2 separate regions of the Homo sapiens genome follow, and region 1 is linked to region 2. Evidence: read pairs that join two places in POLR2A ChIA-PET (ENCODE). Cell type or tissue: GM12878. All regions are shown on one strand. Links, peaks and the distances in the headings refer to the core of each region. The heading gives the core; the rest is flanking DNA.

The links. ChIA-PET counts read pairs that join two places held together with the same protein. Peaks named below come from ENCODE experiments on the same cell type or tissue, not always from the same donor. Only the 100,000 strongest peaks of a DNase experiment are listed, where the experiment ranks them.
Region 1: POLR2A ChIA-PET joins it to region 2 with 5 read pairs; 16 of 35 experiments call an interaction of 5 or more read pairs at or near these places.

What each region holds. Positions count from the first base shown.
Region 1 is chr17:28,566,109-28,568,917 of GRCh38, forward strand. All of the region lies in intron 3 of PIGS (phosphatidylinositol glycan anchor biosynthesis class S), which reads right to left. Among named protein-coding and RNA genes, the nearest start is that of PIGS, 4.0 kb to the right of the region's middle. In GM12878, for the core only: no CTCF peak of the experiment used is centred there; a DNase peak (open chromatin) is centred at 1,693; H3K4me3 peaks cover 2,109 bases; H3K27ac peaks cover 1,943 bases.
Region 2 is chr17:28,615,505-28,618,313 of GRCh38, forward strand. It overlaps BLTP2 (bridge-like lipid transfer protein family member 2), which reads right to left. Exons shown (of 39, transcript NM_014680.5): 33 at 1,728-1,814; 34 at 1,385-1,495; 35 at 1,114-1,249; 36 at 875-1,005; 37 at 592-693; 38 at 160-294. It overlaps SPAG5-AS1 (SPAG5 antisense RNA 1), which reads left to right. Exons shown (of 3, transcript NR_040012.1): 3 at 781-1,873. Among named protein-coding and RNA genes, the nearest start is that of RSKR, 2.7 kb to the left of the region's middle. In GM12878, for the core only: no CTCF peak of the experiment used is centred there; no DNase peak of the experiment used is centred there.

The DNA of each region.
Region 1 (2,809 bases), core at 140-2,639, 50 kb before region 2:
CAGCTACTTGGGAGCTTGAGAGCTTGAGGTAAGAGGACCACTTGAACCCAGGAGTTCAAGGTTACAGTGAGCTATGATTGGGCCACTGCACTTCAGCCTGAGTGTCAGACCCTATCTCAAAAAAAAAAAAAAAAAAAGGACCCCTTGTCTACTTTTTCTTTTCTTTTTTTTTTTTTTTTTGTTTTTTTGGGTTTTTTTTTGAGATGGAATCTGGCTCTGTTGCCCAGACTGGAGAATAACAGTGGGATCCCGGCTCACTGCAACATCCGCCTCCCCATTTCAAGCAATTCTCCTACCTCAGCCTTCCAAGTAGCTGGGATTACAGGCATGTGCCACCACACCCAGCTAATTTTTGTATTTTTAGTAGAGACAGGGTTTTCCCATGTTGAGCAGGCTGGTCTTGAACTCCTGACCTTAAGTGATTTACCCGCCTCAGCCTCCCAAAGTGCTGGGATTACAGGCGTGAGCCACCGCGCCCAGCCTACTTTTTTTTTTTTTTTTTTGAGACAGAGTCTCGTTCTGTCTCCCAGGCTGGAATGCAGTGGCACAATCTTGGCTCAATGAAACCTCTGCCTCCTAGGTTCAAGCAATTCTCCTGTCTTGGACTCCAGAGTAGCTGGGACTACAGGCACACACCACCACACCCAGCGAATTTGTGTATGTTTAGTGGAGAAGGGGTTTCACTACATTGCCCAGGCTGGTCTGAAACTCCTGACCTCAAATGATCCACCGCCTTGGCCTCCCAAAGTTCTGGGATTACAGGCGTGAGCCACTGTGCCTGGCCACACACCAGTAGTCCTACCTACTTGGGAGGCTGAGGTGGGAGGTCTGATTGAGCCTAGGATTTCAAGGCTGCAGTAAGCTATGATTGAGCCACTGCACAGCAGTCTGGGTGACAGAGTGAGACCCTGTCTCTAAAAAAAATAAAAATTAAAAAAAGCATTATCTTGTGACTGCTAATGAAATGGATTCCATGATCAAATAGATGCTAAAAATATGTAAAAGGTTGATGAGAAACTCTAAAATATAGAGATCAGGCTGACAATACCTGAACTCACTACATAATCTTTGCATCACCCAAAATGGAACAACTAGCCATTAAGTGCTTCAGGATACAACACAATAGGAAGTACACTGCACCACCTACAATGTATTCTCATCCAAAAAATTGAACCTGGCTTTAATCAAACCACTAGATCTAACTCCCAGTTTATAAGGAATATGGATGCTAGAGGAATGAGTTAAATTAAACTGTGAGGAAGCTACTCGCCAAATCCCAAATGTGAGATGTTCTATAAAACAAATGACCTGGTTTCTCCAACAAATCAATGGTGTGAAAGAAATGTATGGGGGTAGGGTGGGGGGAGCTGACATAAAATAAAAGTGACAAAAAGACAAATGCAACTTATTGATCCTGATGGAATAAACCATCTGTGAAAGGATACCTTGGAGATAACTGGAGAGATCTAAATACAGACTGAGAATTAGGTGATATTAAGGAATCACTGCTAACTTAGTTAGGTGTGACAATGGTAGTCATGTTTAAAAAAAGAAACAAAAAACCTTCAATGGCTTCCCTTCTTATCTAGAATAAAAGCCTAGAATGCAAATTCTCACAGTGATCTACCAGGCCCTAAGTGATTCAGCCCCCTTCTACTGTTCTGGTTTTATTTCATTTCCTCTTTCTCTCTTCCTCATTCACTCCAGTGAAGCCACAAGGAGATTCTCACTGCTCCTGAAAGGTACAACACTTGCTCTTAACTCGGGACCTTAGACATGCTTTTCCCTCTGCCAAGATGCTCTTCCCCCAGATATCTGCACAGTCTATTCCCTCGCCTTTTAGGTATTTACTCGAATGTCCTCTTTTCAATGAGACCTCCCTTGTCCACCCTATCTAAAACTGCAATCCCCTCCCATTCCTCAAGAAAATTCCCTCTCCTCCTGTCCTGCTCTATTTTTCTTCTGTCACCATCTAACATACATTTGACTTACTTGTCTTTTTTTCTTTTTTTTTTTGAGATGGAGTCTTTGTCACCCAGGCTGGAGTGCAGTGGTGGGATCTTGGCTCACTGCAACTTCCACCTCACAGGTTCAAGCGATTCTCCTGCCTCAGCCTCCCAAGTAGCTGGGATTACAGGCGCCCGCCACCACGCCCGGCTAATTTTTGTATTTTTAGTAGAGATGGGGTTTCACCATGTTAGCCGGGCTGGTCTCAAACTCCTGATCTCAAGTGATCTGCCTGCCTCGGCCTCCCAAAGTGCTGGGATTACAGGTGTGAGCTACCACATCCAGCTTTGTCTTTTTTATTGTCTTCTTCTTGTCTGTTTTGTTCACTGCTATATCTCTAGTAACTAGAACTGTATCTGACATAGCTACAAAGTAAATACTTGTTGAATAAATGAACAACGCTATTACTATTTCCGTCTAACAGATGAGGAAACCAAGGTTTAGAGAAGTTAACAACCTTACTCAAATTTACACAAATAAGTGGCAGAATAAGGCTTGAATTCCAGCTCTCTGATCCCAGATTCTATACTCTTGGTCACCCTTTATACGTGTTGCCTATACTATACGTTTACAGTATACCCATATTACTGAACACTGTGTTATCAAATATGAAGAAATCCATGATAAACTGAAAACAATCAAATTTCAAACTAACTTGTGAGGGATAGTCCAATTTTTGTTTAGAAAACAAGAAGTTTGGCTGGGCATGGTGGCTCACGCCTGTAATCCCAGCACTTTGGGAGGCCGAGGCTGGTGGATCACTGGAGGTCAGGAGTTTGAGACCAGCCTAGCCAACATGGTG
Region 2 (2,809 bases), core at 285-2,784:
AGTGAGGTCATGGAGAGGGTAGGCATAGAAGCCACTCACTTCATGCACCTGCCCCTTCCCAAGGATATTTATTCATGGATTCTAAAATGAAAGGCTCCTGAAAAGAGGATCTGCCTGCCAGCCCCATTAGCCAAACAGCCATGAGCCCTGGCGGGATACCTGGGCAACCAGGGCTTTGCGGCTGTCCCTTTTGACAGCCATGGCAAAGTCTAGCCATGTCCATGTGTTGTTGTGGTACTCCAGACAGGGCAGCACCAGGTTAAGGTCACCCCAGTCCACACTGTTCTTCTCACCCTGTAAGAGGAGGGGGAGGGGAAAGAAAAAAAGAGGGGTGGGGAATACATCAGCTGCCATTTTGAGTCCCAGCCAGCCACTTGAGTGCCAAGTCCTACAATAGTAACCTACAGATACTGATTTCCCCTTACCTCAGCCTCGTAATGATGCTGACTCTTGAGGGGAGCAGAGGGAACAGCAGATTTATCACCCACAGCTCAGCATCACAAACAACCTAGCTGTCTCCCTGTATAGAATCTCTGATCTTATCTGGTTCCCTTCCCACCCTGTTCTACAAAGTGCTTGAGAGGTGCAGACCTTGTAGCTGACACACAGTGGAACCTGTGGAATCTTTATGTAGATGAAGGAGTTGTTCATGGCAGCTCGCTCTTTCATCTTGTCAATGTCATCCACAGGGTGCTAAGAAAGGCAGGCAAGGAGTGTGAGCCCTGAATCCATCAGAAGAAACTCAGGACCCCAAACATCTCCCTCTTCTTTTATCCCTAGAATGGACTTAGAGGAAACCGAAGAAATCCCAAGCCACACCAAACAGGACCTCAAGACTCTCCCATTTTTCTATCATCAGGGGCATGTTTGGTACCTCTGGCGATTTGCGAAATGACCTTCTGACCCCAGAACTCCGAGTCAAACCCTGTGCCACACCCTTCCCAGGGCCCAGTGGTACTGCATCATCTGTTGCAATCAGCTGCCGAGGCTTCACCACTGGTATTCCTATGAAAAAGCAAGTGTACCAGCTGTCATCCATCCTCGTTCTGAAGTCTCAGCTGTCTTTGGGGTTGCTACCCTATTCTTCTGGGGCTCCACCATAAAAGTTCTCACCAGTAGTCACCAGTTTGGACTTATCCTCTTCATCACCAACTTCATCATCTTCCACACTTCGGCCAGGAAAGAAAAAGCCCATCATTCTGTGGAAGAACTGGTGTGTCAGCTGGATGGTGAGAGGCACCACATTTACCTAAAAAGGAAAAAGATTCAAGAAGCAATTAAGCTCAGATACCATCATCAGTTTACCTACTCCTAATATCGTGTAACACACAGGTGGCTTTTGAATGTCCCTTGTTCCCAGGTCCCTAAGGGACTGCTTACTAACCTCAAAATGCTCCTTAACAGAGATACCCCCAACAGGGGGCCGAACTTTGCTGAAGAGGCGGAGAGCTAGCTGTCGCCCAGACTGGCAGGAGCTCTGGGGCCGCAGTACTACCTGTAGGATAGAGAGTAAAGAAGAGCCCAACCCAATGTCCTTCCTGCCATAAAGCAACCCACAAATCCTCTGCAGAATGAGAGGAGAAGCAATGGTACTGCTAAGCTGGGCAAGCTTTCACCCTCTCAGATCACCACATTGTTTTCCATAGTGGATTTATACTGAAGGGCCGTTATAAATGCCCCGTGCTAAAAACATGCAAATGGACTAGGAAAGGGGAAAAAAGACTTGCCTTATAGACAGCATTGGGGAGGAGGTTGTTCATGGTAAACCAGCCCAACTCCAGAAGATGTTCTGCTGTGTCATCAGACTTATTCACCTATAAAGACAGATTTTGCCCCATCTACTATAATAAACCTTTCTCAGAAGTCTACTAGACAATTGTTATGTATCCAGTTTGTTTTCAGGCTCTACATATGCCTAATCCCAACCTTGAGATCTCCTTCAAACTCATACAATCAACACTCTTTAATCCAGTGTGTCTCATGGGCACTATTGTCCAGGACACTAAATGCTGGTAGTACTATCTAGCCATTGTGACATTAAAAAATGTTCTAATTCATTTCCAAACGCCTCTGGTAGGAGAAAGTAATAAATAATACTGCCTTCTTTACGTCAATGGCAGAAAAGCTGAATGTCAGTATTAGAATATTCTATTCCAAGCTAGACATGAAAGATTATTTGCCTCTGGGCCATACTTCTAGGGATCATCTTCTTACTCAACAAGAGAAGCATCTGATCAAACTCACCTGTATCTGTATCTTATTTTTATTTTTTTGAGACAGGGTCTCACTCTGTTGCCCAGGCTGAAGTGCAGTGACACAATCTTGGCTCACCGCAACATCCATCTCCTTCCTGGGTTCAAGCGATTCTCCTGCTTCAGCCTCCTGAGTAGCTGGGCTTACAGGCACACACCACCACACCCAATTTTCTTTTTTTTTTTTTTTTTTTTGAGATGGAGTCTTGCTCTGTCACCAGGCTGCAGTGCAGTGGCACGATCTCGGCTCACTGCAACCTCCACCTCCCAGGTTCAAACGATTCTCCTGCCTCAGCCTCTCAAGCAACTGGGACCACAGGCGTGCACCACCACGCCTGGCTAATTTTTGTATTCTTAGTAGAGATGGGGTTTCACCATGTTAGCCAGGCTGGTCTTCAGCTCCTGACCTCAGGTGATGCACCTGCCTCGGCCTTCCAGAGTGCTGGGATTACAGGTGTGAGCCACCGTGCCCGGCCTATCATATATGTTTTTAATTATTTATTTTCTTTTTTAGAGACAGGGTCTCACTCTGTTGCCCAGGCTGGAGTGCAGTGGTG